3 separate regions of the Mus musculus genome follow, and regions 1 and 3 are each linked to region 2. A link is a loop called in an ENCODE intact Hi-C map of the cell type or tissue named here. Cell type or tissue: left cerebral cortex. All regions are shown on one strand.

Region 1 (5,000 bases), 460 kb before region 2:
TTACTTGGATGACTCATAATATATTTAATAGTCCCTCACTGATGGGTACTTAGGCTAGTTTAATACATTACCATTACAAACTACTCTACGGTGATGCTCGTACACGTGCAGGCATCTTTGTGCAAGTGGCTGGCACATGGCATGGCACAAAATTCTAGGTGGGGAAGGATAGATCAAGACAATATCTCCTCACATTTTTATAAATATTATACAATTACTTCAATGGCACCCTGCCAATCATTCTCTCTCTCTCTCTCTCTCTCTCTCTCTCTCTCTCTCTCTCTCTCTCATTTCAACTTCGGAAGCTTGAGTTCAGTAAGATCCAGTTCATAGGGGCTGGTTGCAGGGAGATGGAGTGTAAGAAGTAAGGTAGTCTCTAAAGGGTATTTATAATCTTACTGTATAAACAATTACAGCATTAAATGTCTACAAAATTCAAGTGGCAAATGAGCTGAGAATATCAATTGCACATCTGCCGCATCTCAAAGGCAGATGGCCTTTTAATTTTATATCCCAAGAATTACACCCAAATTTCATTCCTCTCCCCAGAACGCTTCCTCACTCTTTTTACTTTCACACTTTTCAAATATCACGTGCATTTTAACATAAACTGCCACAAAACTATCTTGTATCTCCCACTGTAAAGACATCAAGAACTGATTGACATTTAACCCATGGACCCATAAAAAAAAAGACTATAAGGCACCATCTCTGTTGTCAGGGACCTTACAATCTAGGTTGAGAAATCAACATTTAAAACCAAGTGGTGATATGCCAGAGGAAGGGGAACAAGTGTTCTGCTGTATAATTTAACTATCCACACTTGGAAAGACAAAGAAGGGAGAGATTGTTTTTCATAAGAGCGGCTGTCAGAGATGCTTAGGAGACAGATGGGTGTTGGCTTGGGCTGGGGCACAAGAAAAAGAAAGGCAGGAAGAAAGAAAGGAGGAGCAAATGAGGTTGAGTAGTATATAGGCTGGAGGGAGAGTGGATGAGATTGTGTACCTATGGGAGGGAACAGTGGGACCATGGAACAAAAGACCCTGCTTGGGATGAGTAACAGGAGGTGACCAGGAGCCATTACAGCCTACTGATGAGGGCATCCAATGAAAGATGGTCTGTACTGTGTTCAGGATATTCCTGCAGAACCAAACTGGCTCAGATCTGGTCACATGCGCACAGCAACAGGAGTTACAATTGACATTTTAGTGTCACCCGCGTGTAATATGGTCCTTATGGTTAAAGCTTTGTGAATTTACCTAAATATATTGAGTTCCCAGAGGTTATCAAGGCTGTCTGCCCAACAAGCATTGTTTGAAGGAAGACTTGGGTCATGGTGGGAGTCATCCAACAAGGGGATGAGTGTGCAGGTTCCCAGGTCTGTGGCCACAGAGGGCTGTACTTGTAGTGATTGGTAGAGAGGAACACTGCTGGTAGAACTCAGGCTTAGAGATATGTAAGGACAAGAAAGGAAAATCTATGTATTACTCATTGTACCCAGTCTCGTACTGAGTACCAAAGGGGAGCAGAGCACTGTCCAAGACAGTATTCCATCCAGGGACCTTCAATGTGGGCTGGCTGAGAGCATAAAGAAGAAAGGACAAGGACAAGTAATGAGAAACCAATGAGAGATGGGCAGAAATGCTATGGAGATTCAAAGAGGAGCTCTTGGATGACAGGGGAACCAGGATAATTAAGTATTGGACCTCTCTCGAGGGGGTATTAGAGCCCAGGTTACAGTGTTGAGAAGAGTAGAAGGAACATGTATGAAAACCAGAGCACAATAAATTCCCTTTTGTCTTTGTGTAGTCTTTCATTTTAGTAGGAGGCTGGGTATCAGAGCTCATAGGCCCCATTTGTATACCTGTGAACACGTGTGTGTGTGTGTGTGTGTGTGTGTGTGTGTGTGTGTGTGTGTGTGTGTATGTGTGTGTATGTGTGTGTGTGTGTGTGTGTGTGTGGTGTGTGTTTGTGTGTGTGTGTATGTGTTTGTATGTGTTTGTGTTTGTGTGTGTGTGTGTGTGTGTGTGTGTGTGTGTGTGTGTGTGTGTTACATGTGGAGGCCCAAGGTTAACACCAGTTAGTATCTTCTTCAGTTGTTCTTTACTTTAAAGTCTGACACAATCTCACCCTGAACCTGGACCTTACTGATTCAAATAGGCTGACTAGCTAGCAGGCCACATGGCTCTTCCAATCTCCACTTCCACAGAGCTGTGATTGTGGCCATAGACTTGATATAGCACCATGGGTTCCAGGGGGACATGTCACAATCAGGTTCTAATGGACTCATGGCAAGTGGTTTACTGACTGAGCCATATCTGCAGCTCCAGAACACCCTCTTAGTAAACAGCCACAATGGCGTGGACACACTTCCAATCAATGCCTCCAGTTCTTTGAAGGAGGCAGTAGCTGTTAAACCTGAGACTTAAAAGCAGTGCACGAACTGCTCTGAGATGAAAGACATATACGGAGGGAGAAGCATCTTTGAATTTAAAAAAAGAATTCACTATTTCATATGAAAGCCAGGCTGTCTTTCCCCCTCAATCTGCTTCTGCATAATTTTAGTCTATTTTTCTAATTATGGTAACTGAACAAGAAAAGTCCCAACTGCTGTTCACATTCTTACAACTTCTCCTCAAGGAGAAAAAAAAATAATAACTTGGAAGTCCGTATCTGTGCCAGAGAAAATGGAACAAAGACAGGGTGTTAATTTTCTTTGTGTAAGTTGTCTTTGGCACATTTCTTTCCTTTCCTGCCCAAATAATTTTAAAAAGGAGTATCATTGAAGACCAATTAAAGGGATTTGGATGAGGTTCTGAGTTTGCGGTTGGTATCAATCAATTGTGCAATTTGGCCATCACTAGCCCTTCAAAAATGGCTACATTTAACTGTAGCTGAAGGAATAGAAATGAGATGGAGCCCTCTTTTGTCTGAACAACAGCTTCAAAGGGCTGAAAATGTGGGGGTTTCTTCATTCTTTGAATCAGAGGTTGTCCATTTGGCAAGGAGAAAATGTAGCCAATGTGCCTTGGATTCTTGGCCAGTGAATGCTGGCCCGCTACTTCCAACAACAGAATCATAATGAATCCAATAGAGAGGAAGAAAGGACAGCAGGGCAGGAGATGGGAAACTGGAGTTCGGACTCTGTGAGGGAGTACTGCGACTGAAAACACAAGCAGCCATATCCTTCGGTGTGCCTGTATCACCAGTCCTGTTGAGACCAGTCCCCTGGCATTTCTCTAGAGCTCGCTGGGGACGCCAACGGATGGTGTTAGACAACACTGTTGATGGAGGCTTCCCAATCCCCACTCCTTATTTCTGAAAGTCCCTAGTACAGCTGACTGCCTGTCTTTCAAGTTATCACCTTGCAAAAGGACTACTTCTTGGTTTTCTCTCTAGTTTTCTCTTGTGGTTAGCAAATTGGAGCGGTGTTCAGTGGGAGAGAGGGGGCTCTTCCTTCAGGTCAATGTAAAGCCTTGTTTCTGGGGTGTCTATAAGACACAACAGAGATTATGTATCTGTGCATTCTTTTTTAAGCTTATTTCTGGAGAGTGTATTCCCACCGAGGACCCTCCTCCTGATTGGCTGGTAGATCACCCTGCAAGTTTCTGTTCCATTATGATATGTTGACTTCACCCTTGAATATTATTTCTGACTTATCCTTGGGCTCAAATTAGGAGCTTTCTGATATTTATCATGTTCCTGGTGACAGTGGAATGCAAAAAATAAACAAAAAACACAATGTAGCAAAGAGAAGTATGAAAAGTCAGACACCAAGAATAAAAGAAAACACAGCCATTCAAGACCAGCTAAAGGGGATTTGAATGGGAGGCTCAGAGTCTGCAGTTTGTACAAATCAATAGTGCAATTTGACCATCAATAGACTTTGAAAGGCTCTTCCAAAATGGTTGCATTTAACTGTAGCTGAGGGTTAGAAATGAACTCCAGTGAAGAGTCCTCCTTTGTTTAAAAGCCTGAGCTTCAGATGACTGGGAAGTGGTTTTCCCCTTCAATGTTCAAACCAATGTTTGTCGATTAGCAGTGTGTACTGGTGACAGAGAAGAGTAAAAACATCTTCCCTCAAGCAACACTCTGTTTCAAGTGGTTTCCATTTTCTTGGACCCTGTGTCAGATAGGGATTAGAATCTTCTTAAAACCCAAAACAAATATCTTTATATAGTTATGAATTTCCTAAATTCTCAATCATTTTCTCAGGATCCCCCTTTCCTTCATATCCCAACCCCCTCCTCAGCACATACACATTTCTACAGGCTGAGAGTTTCAGATATATGAAATAAGCTGTAGCTTTTGGTTGGTGGTTGAATCATGTCACATTTTTCAAGAGCTGGATGAATGTAAGGTGAGAAACATGAACACTACTCCTCAGGCAGAGCCTCCCTGGGTGTTTGCTTAGTCACAAGCTCTTCTCTCCATCTTTTCTTATAGCAAGTACAGTTTCCTATAGCAGCCTGGTTTGAACTGTGGCTTAAATGCTAGACCAAACTTCTTTAGCCCTTTTCCATGTAGAAAATACACAGCACATTGTACAGAAGGCCCTTGTCTATAGTTCTTAATATTCATGGTTGCTTAAGCATTTCCTTCATTTACCATCAAAGCCATGCAGGAAGATGAAGAAGTTAACTCAGAGCACAGCAGAGGCAGGGGCGAGGCCCTACCCAGCTAGCTTATCCTCTGTGCTTAACAGTGGCAAGCAGATATCTGAGTTCTTTTGCAATGTTAAAAAAAGAACTATGTTTGCTGTCTCCTAAGAATGAAAGGGCTGGGGTCATGGGATGGTGATTGATAGGATAATCAAAAAGAAACCTGGAGCAAATGACTGGATTGATATGCAAAATAAAAGACTGGGCTTATGATCTGCAAGAGATGAGCTATCCAGAGAAATTTTTAGAATACCAAGAGAGAACTGCTTGGAGAACTGTCTCAAGCAGGAGAGAGAGAGAGAGAGAGAGAGAGAGAGAGAGAGAGAGAGAGAGAGAGAG
Region 2 (5,000 bases):
TGGCTATTATCTAGAAGAAGATTCTCTGGCCCTGAAGATGTCTCTCTCCGTGATTGAGACTATAGTTGCTACTTCCTGTTCCTTGAAAGGACAATGGTGTCTTATTGGAGGTGCCTAGCTAACCCGACCTTGCCTTAATTCAGCTGGGTCCCTGGTTACAAAGTAAAGCCTCTGAAATCCTAAGCATCAGAGGCACTTGGCTGCAGAAATCCACAGCTTACCATCCACATTATTATCACCCCCTCTTCACCACCGAAAGTCAGCGTTCCAAATGTGACATTTGTGTTCATTACAAAATGAAACCACTGGCCCGTTTAATTAACATTTGCTGTAAATATTCAGTGGTTCCCCAAGTGCCAAGAGGTAGCTAGCTGCAAGAGTGGCAGCAGGGCAGGGGCCTGGCAGAGCTCTCGCTGGCTGACGTCATCTGGATAGAGGTCAGTGTGTTACAGCCTTAGCTCATAGCCTCTGTGAGGTAAAAAAGAGATGCCATTCCCCAAGGCTGCAGGCAGGTCTAGATGTATAATCATTCAAGCAACCAGAATGGAGTACATACCTCAACTTCAGACTAGGATAAAATACTGAGTCCCGAGTCCTCTGAGCTGCTGTGGGTGTGACATGGCTCCTGGAGGTTACCATTCTGGCTGGCTTTGACCTCAGCCTAGACGGTTGCTCCTTTCAGCTCAGAAGAAAGCACTAAGATTATCCCTGGTGTGTGTGGAAAATAACTTATTTTAATATGTACATTTTGTGGGCTGGAGAAATGACTGGCGCGGGGCGGGGGAGGGGGGGAGTAAGACTGAATAAGCTGAGGGCATGGCCAGCTCAAAGGTATGGTTAAGGGGAAGGGTTTATTATAGGTGTGAGGAAGAAAACAGCCAGAGGCATCTGGAAGAGCATAGAGCAGAGAAGGCAATAGAACACGACCAGCAGACTGGCTTTGACCATGGGGTTAGAGGAGAGAGAAAGAGAAGGAGAAGACCAACATGGAGCAAAATGGAGAGGGGGTGCTGAAATAGCAGGGCTATAAAGAGAAGTGAGTATCTGGGGAGGGAAGCCCATGAGCTAAAGGCAGCGCTGAGAAGAGCCAGGATGCTAGCATGGACTCTGAAATGTGTGCTTGTACTTGTGATGCTGGGAGCCTGGAAGCCAGCGTGCACTTTAGTATATGAGTAAGCACCACAGATGTGTGCCTTGTGCCAGTGATAAGGGGATGGCTCTTTGGTAGAGAGGGAAGCAGCTTCATGGGTTCCTGGGGAATGCTGGCTTTTGTCTAGCCACCAGAATTCAGGGAAATGGAGTTTCCTTTGGGCCTGACAGCTGCCAGGCCTGGTGACCTGAGTTCCCTCCCTGGAACCCAGGTGGTGGACAGAGAGAGATGACTCTGCCAAGCACTCCTCTATCCTCCACAGACACAAGTGCATTCACACACAGGGAGGGGTTTGCCTTGCTGTTCAAGTATGATGAAGCCAACAGATCAAGGGTTGAAAGTGTCCTGTGACAGAGCCCAGGAGAAGAGGTGATGTCACATGGTGCCGGGAGAGTTGGGAGGCAAAGGGGGGAAAAGAAGGCAGTATCCTCTACTGGGCTTTCTATGGAAAGCCACTGCCGCGCTGGGAAAACAGGCTTGGGATTGGCTAATTTAAATGACTATGATTTCAATGGGCTTTCCAACCTAGGGCCTTTCCCATGTCATCTGGAACATGTCTCTGGTCAGAAAGGTAGGGGACCATGAGAGAAGAGATGGTGGCAGCATTTGAGAGTCAGTAGAGGTTGTAGAAGTGAGACTTTGGGCCCCTTAGTCATATTTGAGAGTTAGAGCTCTGATGGCCATGGGTAGCTTACTAGCTGTATGAACTGGCTGACTTTGAAGCCAGCAAGGCCCAGACATTCACGCATTGTAAAGATACGGTTAATGCCGAGCAGACTTGGGGTTGCCTGTATAGACCCTTGCAGCGGAAGATACATCTTTTGTTTTCCCTGGACTCACTCAGAAACTCAGAAGGTTCTTTGTAAACTGTTTGAGGAAGCCATCCCTTCCCTACATGGGCAGTTAAGGAGGAGCAACAGTGCCCCCTACTGACACAGAGGACCACAAACCAGATGTTCATAAAAGCACCAGACCTAGTTTTTTGGAGGGGGAGAGAGGAAAGGGCAACCTCAACTTTTCTTGCAAACCATCGAGTCCCCTCATTTCCCCAGAAATCTCTTCAACCTTGTGCCCGGCCAGGGTGGGAATAGAGATGTCTCGGGTCTCTTTTCATCCAGACATTTCACTTCAGAGTTTCCTAGCACAGATCGAAAGTTCAGGATGAATTAAACGCCCAAGGTTATGAACAAACACATGCCAGGCCCCAAGCCTCCAGGATTTTCCAGTCTGTTGTCTTGGTGATAAAGGTTAACAGGAAACTGCTTTCCGATTTCTGTCAAGAGGAGGATTGCTCTCTCTCTCTCTCTCTCTCTCTCTCTCCCTTTCCCCCTCCGCTCCCCCTCCCCTCTCCCTCTCTTGCTCTCCCTCTCTTGCTCTCCCTCCCTTCCACCTCTCTCCTAGCCATGCTTGTCATTTCTGCACCTCCTTGGACTTGACTGCCAGATGGTAGACGTCCATGAAAACGGAAGCGGGCGCCTGAGACAGCAGGGCTGCCGCCTCATTTACTTCTCCATTACCGCAGCGCGGAAGGGAGAAGTGGAGTGTTGGGCTCTTAGGAGATAGTCTTCAGGAGAAACCTGGGGCTGAGGAGGGGGGCTGAGGAGGGGGGTACACAGGACATCTCTGTGCTTTAGTTGAGGACTAAGGCAAACGGGATAAAGACACAGGACTTGGAAAACTGGGCTATTTCAGACCCCGTGGGCTTCCACTCAAACATTACTATGGCGATAAGCCTTCCCTGCCAGGCTTGGGAGGTCACTGGTGGGTTTTTGTCATTAAGAGACAAGCAAATCAGCAGCCATGCTTTATCCACTTTCTGTGTAGACAGGGAAAGACAGGAAGTAGCCTGAAACCTGGCTGTGTTGGGGGGTGAGACCCCACACCTGAAGTTTTATGACATTTTGCTTATCATTTGTTATTTCTTTGTCCTTACTCTTTCTCTGCTGATGTGGCTTAAATCTGAATTATACACACGCACACACAGATAGATACACACAGATGCAGACACATGCACACACACATACACACAGAGAGACACAGACACACATATACACACAGAAAGACACAGACATACAAACACACACACATACACACACAGAAACACACACACAAGCACAGACACACACAAACACACATGTACACACATACACACAGACACAGGCACACACACACATACACACAGAGAGATACACACACACACAGATACAGACACATGCACACACACATATACACAGAGAGACGCAGACACACACGTACACAGACATACACACACACATACACAGAGAGATACACACACAGACACATGTGTAAACACACAGAGAGAGACACAGACACACATATACATACAGAAAGACACAGACATACAAACACACACACATCCACACACACGCACGCACACACTCACGCACATACGTTTGTTGAATGTTCGGACCCAACTGGTGCTGCCATTTGGGGACATTGAGGAACCTTTGTGACATGGGACTTATCTAGCAAAGGCAGGTTGCTGGAGGGAAACCTTGGAGGATATATTTGTCTTGGTTCCAGCCTGAGCTCTGTGCTTCCTAAACCATCCACGAAAACATGAGCAAACCTTTCTGAAAGCCCCCTCAGCTGCCACACTGTCCCTGCCACGCTGGACTGGTGTCTCCAAACATCAACCCCAAATGAGTCCTTCCTCCTTTTCATTGCTTCTGTGAGGTGTTCCTTCACAATGACAAGAAAGTAGCATACTACCCCTTAGGGACTCTGACCAAGGTGGGACAGACTGAAGAAAAGCTGAGCATCAAAGTTAGCAGTTATGTCAGGCTCTGTACTTGATCTAGAGGCACAAAGATAACAGTGGTATGCCCCACCCCTCCTGGAGGCCTGGGTTGTCAGAAATGACAGGGCTGAGGGAAGTGTACTGAGCAGTGCCCCAGGAGCTCAGGGGAGGGGCTGTGCTTGCATATATGGTGGAGCTGGGGGTAGGGGAGCAGGAGCTATAGCAATGTCCTCTGCGGGGTGGCTTGGGCAGAAGCACGGCTGTCAGGTGATCTCTGAGCCAGCATAAACTTCCAGGAGTGCAATCCCATACTCACCCAGTCAGCCATTACCCCACTGTGTCCATGTCTCACTATCAAAACGGAACACAGTACCAGAATAATAGCAGACTCCCCCGAAGGCTAACGGTGACTTTTCCACTATGTGATAATTTGAGTCTACATTTGTGGAGTCTGAAATAGCTCAATTTTCAAAGTACTTCCCTGTCTGTGTTGCTTTTATTCCTCTCGTTTTCTCTCTTCTTTCCAGTTTGTTATTCTGCCTGCCCTTTAACAACGACAGCGCAGCTAGAGAACGACCAGTCCCCTCTGGCAGGCTTTGCACATGAGGACCATTCAGTAACCCTTTGGAATTTTGCTAACTCTGACTTTGCAGTGAGTTGCTGTTGTCTGTTGATGGAGGTGACCGGCCTGTCTCTGAGTGACACCAGGTTCACTGGCACCTGCACACAGTCACCAGAGCAGCTTCTTCACACACATCGCTTGCTCGCTTAGTCTACAGACCAGAGAAAGGGTTCTGAGACTGGCCTGCCTGGCCTGGGTTTTGTGAGGAGAGATTTTTGCTTTGTGTGTGTGTGTGTGTGTGTGTGTCTGTGTGTGTGTGTGTCTGTGTGTGTGTGTGTGTGTGTGTGTGTGTGTGTGTGTGTGTGTGTGTGTGTGTGTGTTGAGATAAGGTTTTGTGTAGCCTAGGCTGCAGATGTAGCTCTTGCTATGTAGCTAAGGGTGACTGTGAACTTCCATTTCTCCAGCTGGGACCTCCCACAGCTGGAATTACAGGTGTGTACCACTAAATTCAGTTTTGGCTTGTTGCT
Region 3 (5,000 bases), 680 kb before region 2:
TTCTTTCGGATCCCGTCCCTAGGGTCCTGACAAGAGGCCTTCAGATCTCCCCATGCATTTTCCAAGGACAGTGTTTTCAGCTCCCCCCCCCCCCCCCGTTCTCATCAGGGTCTCGTCAGGGTAAACACTAGGCTGGAGTCTGGTTGGAGGCAAACAGAGGATTCCCTCTCCCACTGAGCCCTGAGTCTTTATCTTCCTCTCCCCCCTTCCCCTCAAGCCCAAGAACTAGTATTCACCTCTGAAGATTAAACCCAAGAACACCCCTCTCTGTGAATCCTTGAACCGGATGCATCTGATCGGCCATTGTGGTTAAAACCTGAGCCTAGTCCTCTGGCTGCCCCCATCTTAAGGCATGATGGGTGTTGCTGGTTTACTTCCATGCATCAGTTATTTTGTGTTACTCTGATAAAATATCTGATGAAAGCAACTTAAGGAAGGGTGTGACAAAGGATATAGTCCTTCGTGGTGAGGTGGCACGAAGGTGACAATGACTTTAGCTGTAGTGGCAAGGGCTTCAGGCAGGTGGTTATATTGTGCCCATGGCCAGGAAGCAGAGGAGATGAATCTGTTGGTCTGTTTACTAGTTTTTTTCTTCTGTTCTTCCTTTTTATACAATCTAGGATGCATACCCATTTGATAATGATGCCCATATTCAACCCAAGTCTTGTTTACCAGTTGAATCTCTCTGGAAACCTTCACAGTCATACCTAGAGGTGTATCTCCTGGGTGATTCTAAATTTGATCTAATTGACAATGAATATTAATTATTTCATTTTCCAAACATAGGCGGTCTCATGGATTTGAACTATCTCTTGCTACTCTTGGTAGCTAGTATAATTTACAGTTATACTGGAATATAATGGGTCCATATGATGAAGGCGTTGCTCCCTGTGTGGCACTATGGGGTGGAAGTAGAACCTTTTAGGGGTGGGGGAAGGGCCTAATGGAAGCGATTTTGCTGTTTTTAAGGCGAGGTCTTGGTGTGCAGCTCAAGCCACTTAATACTTGCTAGGTAGCCCAGGCTGGTCTTGAACACACAGCAGGTCTCTGTTCTCTTTGAGTGCTGGGACTGCAGGTGTGCACCAGAAGCTGCCTCCAGTGGCGGTGCTCAGGCCTCTTCAAAGAGGACAGTAGATGGCACCTCAGCCCCTTCCCCTTTCTTCTGCCTTTGCACCATAAGTGGATAGCTCTGCCCTACCACACGCTCCCCGCCATGAGAGGACTAGATGCAACAGACCCTAGAGCAATAGTAACCAATGCAGACCCCCAAACCTAAATATATCTTTGTAAATGGAGCTTTTCTTTCCTCTTTGTAAGTAGATCATCTCAGATATTTATGCTAGTGGCAGAAAGCTAACAGTGACCTCTGAGCCACAATGATACCATCCCCTTCTGTGAATCCTTGGACCAGGTGCATCTGATTGGATCTGGTCACAGAAGATACTTTGCGAAGTATTCGGATGAATCAACAACCGAGAATCACCGCCAGGAAGGAGGAACTGCCACACCTTCCTTTGTTTATGTTTCCTAGCTGTGGCCTACACAAACCCACATTCAGCCTGACAGAGAGCGGGATCGGTGCTTTCCGGAACCTACTGAAAAACTGGTATTATGATTATATTTTCATGTTCCAGACTTATTGAAATGGCTTTTAGTCCCTATGCTAAGGTCAAAGGTTTAATGGATGCTTAAAAAATCTATTATTTTTATTTCCTACATTTGAGTATTTGCCTGCACATGTGTATGTGTACCACGTGTATCGCTGATGATGGCAGAGTCCAGAAGAGGGTGTTGGATCCCCTGCAGCTGGAGTCACAGATGGTTGTGAGCCTCCTGATGTGAGTGCTGAGAACTGAACCCAGGTCCTCTGGAAGAGCAGCAAGTGCTCTTAACTACTGAGCACCTTATAGGTGTCTAATAATACTTTTTAATCACGTGACATTTTGCTCAAGTCTTCTTTAAACTAGTATGTTGGCTTATATTTACCCATTCTCAATTTTCTTAGTTTTCCAGGAAGGGAGAAAAACCCACTTTTAACATTTTAAATTTAAATTTAAATTTAAATTTTAACATTTAAATGAATACTAGCCTTCAAAGAAACTCTAATAATCACAAGGTAAGAGGTAAATATGGGGGTGAACAGCAACAGCGAGCAGTAGACAAGTAACTCAACACTAGAGGTCCCTCTCTTCTTAAGATCTAAAGGCCTGCCCTGTCTGGGATCTTAGCCAGCTTCAGTGGCTTCTGACTGGGAACAGAAAGTGAGGAGCAAAGGAAATCTGAACCAGAGAATTCTTTGTGGCATTGCAAATTAGATCTCAGGCAGCAGAGGCCTGCATCACTGAGTTCTGGCTCGCCCACAAAGTATTTGCTCCCCAACTCTCAGCCCCAGCTTCATTTTGTTCTATTTCTATCTGCTTCTTAATTTAGCCATGTGACTGCATTCAAACCCTTTTATCTCGTCCCCATCTGGAAGGCAATCTGGGTTGGTCCTGAATTTTTATTCCTGTGGAATAGAAGAGAGTGACAGAGTCCCCACTGCTCCTCCGAGGGTCACTGCGATGCCGAGGTGAACTGAGGGATTTCACAGATCAGGTGGCAAGGGCTCATGGCAGACAGGAAGAAGCTGACATTATTCACACGCAGCTAGCAAGTCAGAGAAATGAGGGCTTAGATGAGGGCTGTTGTTTTCCAGCAAGGGCCAGTGTCTGGCAGGCAAAGAACTAAGGAGACAGTCTCGTGAGAAGGCCAGAGCTTGCTTTTAAAACCGGGAAGACAATGGCGACCAATACTGGGAAGGAAATGGAAAGATCACATAGGAAAGGAAAGCTCTCTTCTTCGTCTTAGTAGTGTCACCTCCGGTGAAGAAGGGGACACCGAGGGTGACAGTCTCTTTGGAGGTCTCCATGATGCTCATGTTTTTCTTTTTAATGTTGTGTGAAATTTTAGCTTCATTGTGAAGTCTAGACAGAGCCTGGTCCTTTCTCTGTGTCTGTCTCCCAGAGGCTTCTGTTTTCTTCTACAGACACACATACCTCAGCATCCTTTGTGGCCTGGTGGTGGAGCTGGAAGCAGCATTGGACACTCTGTAGTGACCAGAAGTAGTGTGTGTGTGTGTGGTATTTGTGTGGTGTGTGTGGTATGTGTTTGTGTGGTGTGTGTGTGTGTGGGGGTGTGGTGTGTATGCTTGTGTGGTGTGTGTATGTGTGTGTGGTGTGTGTATGTGTGTGTGGTGTGTGTGTGTGCTTGTGTGGTATGTGTGTGTGTGGTGTGTGTCTGCTTGTGTGTGGTACATGTGTGTGTATGTGTGCTTTATGTGGTGTGTGTGTGTGTGTGTGTGTGTGTGTGTGTGTGTGGTGTGTCTGTGCATGCAAGCACTTGTGCAAGGCTCATGGTGACTCTGGAAGGAGGTCCAGAAAATTTAGTCAAAACAACGTTACAGTCTAGAAATGGGATCATAAACTCTGGGGACTAGAGGATAAGTCCTTGGCCTTGGAAGCTCCTTTCTCCATTGTGCTAAGTTCAGCCTGAGAAAAACCAGTTCAGGGCTCATGGCCTATGTGCAAGAGCTATGCCTAGTGTTTCTTAGGTCTCAGTCCCCAGTCCCTTTGTTGTCTGTTACCATGTCTAGTGTTCCTTGGGTTCTAGTGTTTCCAAACCTAGGAATTTCCTGAGAATCTCCTGACTAAAATGGCTGTTCTCACACACAGCCAGATACGTCCTTAATGATTTCTACCAAATCCAGTGGCTTTGAATTTGGCATCCATTGCATTCTGCAAAGGCAATCTGAGCCCGAAAAACGCTTTGGCAGTGAGAGCCATCTGCCTGTGGAGAGGCTGGACCCAGTTTAGGAGAGGCAGAAAATTATGCAAATTATCAGTGCAATCTGACATTCACCATTTAACTGACTCAGTCCAGAGTTGATTGTATAAAGAAGGAAGGCTACATGTAGCTGGATGCCTGGGCTGGAAATCTTTGTGTACTGTGTTCAGGTACTTGTTATATGAGGTGGGCAGAGAACAACCTTGGATATCCATCTTGTTTTATGCATTAGGCTCTCAGGCTTGGAGCTCACCAAGTAGGCTAGACTTGGTTACCCAGTGAACCCCAGGTATCCTCCTGTCTCCTTTTTTCAACTGTTTATAATTAAACGTGCTACTACAGCTTTTTGTTTGCTTGTTTGTTTGTTTGTTAAACATCTGCTCTTGAATCCAACTTAGGCTCTTGGCTCTTGTACTTGTGTGCCAAGCCCTCTACTGACTGAGCTGTCTCGACAGCCCTTAAATGGGTTTTCCATCTACATGACTAACGGTGGTCATAGCTACCTTCCTTTTGCCGGGAGAGTACAGAGAAGTTGGAGAACACTGGTCCTCATGTTGGGAAAGCTCTACTTAAGTTTCTTGTCACCTGAGTGCTAGCAGTTGTGGAATAGTTTACAGATGGGGATACATTGTTACCCCAGAACTCCATTCCAGGTTTAGTAAAACAAAAACAAAAACAAAAACAAAAACAAAAACAAACAAACAAACAAACAAAACAAAACAAAACAAAAACAAAACAGCTGTCTGTGGCAGAGCCACAATAGGTTTCCCATGTGGTTTGGCATCTCTGGGCTCACCCACAGTAGTGAGATGTCCCAGGAAACACCTTTGATTCTATGCTTCCTTAACTTTCTCTATAAGGAAACACATCTCAGTTTCAAATGATTGAGCAGGGACACCTGCTCATTGCTGATGGCTTGAAGCTTTGGGAGACAGGATTCATGACCTGACAGCAGTATTCTTGTTAATTCAGGGACTGGCAGGGTGCAGCCTCAGGCCCCAGGGGAAATGGGATTTTCTGGTGGTCTCACACCTTGTTTTGTCTTGAACACATTCACTCTCCTATGAGATGAACAGACTCTAAAATGAAATCCAATTAACCTTTAGCAGTGAGCAAGCTGGGCACTGGCGAAGCACATTCGTTTTTTTCCCAATTCTTCAGTTGTCATGACACCAAGA

What was found. Peaks named below come from ENCODE experiments on the same cell type or tissue, not always from the same donor. Only the 100,000 strongest peaks of a DNase experiment are listed, where the experiment ranks them.
Region 1: it touches region 2 in a loop (2.6-fold over the local background); 2 of 42 quality-filtered maps call a loop at or near these places.
Region 3: it touches region 2 in a loop (13-fold over the local background); 18 of 42 quality-filtered maps call a loop at or near these places.

Annotation. Positions count from the first base shown.
Region 1 is chr2:4,033,851-4,038,850 of GRCm38, forward strand. It overlaps a transcript of Frmd4a not described here. Among named protein-coding and RNA genes, the nearest start is that of Gm52545, 4.4 kb to the left of the region's middle. In left cerebral cortex, no CTCF peak of the experiment used is centred here; DNase peaks (open chromatin) are centred at 2,539, 2,950 and 4,386; H3K27ac peaks cover 1,261 bases.
Region 2 is chr2:4,490,663-4,495,662 of GRCm38, forward strand. The region is part of intron 4 of Frmd4a (FERM domain containing 4A); the gene reads left to right. The region is part of intron 3 of Gm39751 (a long non-coding RNA gene); the gene reads right to left. Among named protein-coding and RNA genes, the nearest start is that of Gm39751, 21 kb to the right of the region's middle. In left cerebral cortex, a CTCF peak has its summit at 2,082 (motif pointing left); DNase peaks (open chromatin) are centred at 389, 1,151, 2,057 and 2,671; H3K27ac peaks cover 476 bases.
Region 3 is chr2:3,814,023-3,819,022 of GRCm38, forward strand. It overlaps Gm36031 (a long non-coding RNA gene), which reads left to right. Exons shown (of 5, transcript XR_373951.3): 4 at 1,412-1,606. Among named protein-coding and RNA genes, the nearest start is that of Gm36031, 8.7 kb to the left of the region's middle. In left cerebral cortex, a CTCF peak has its summit at 2,179; DNase peaks (open chromatin) are centred at 1,829, 2,317 and 3,828; H3K27ac peaks cover 1,117 bases.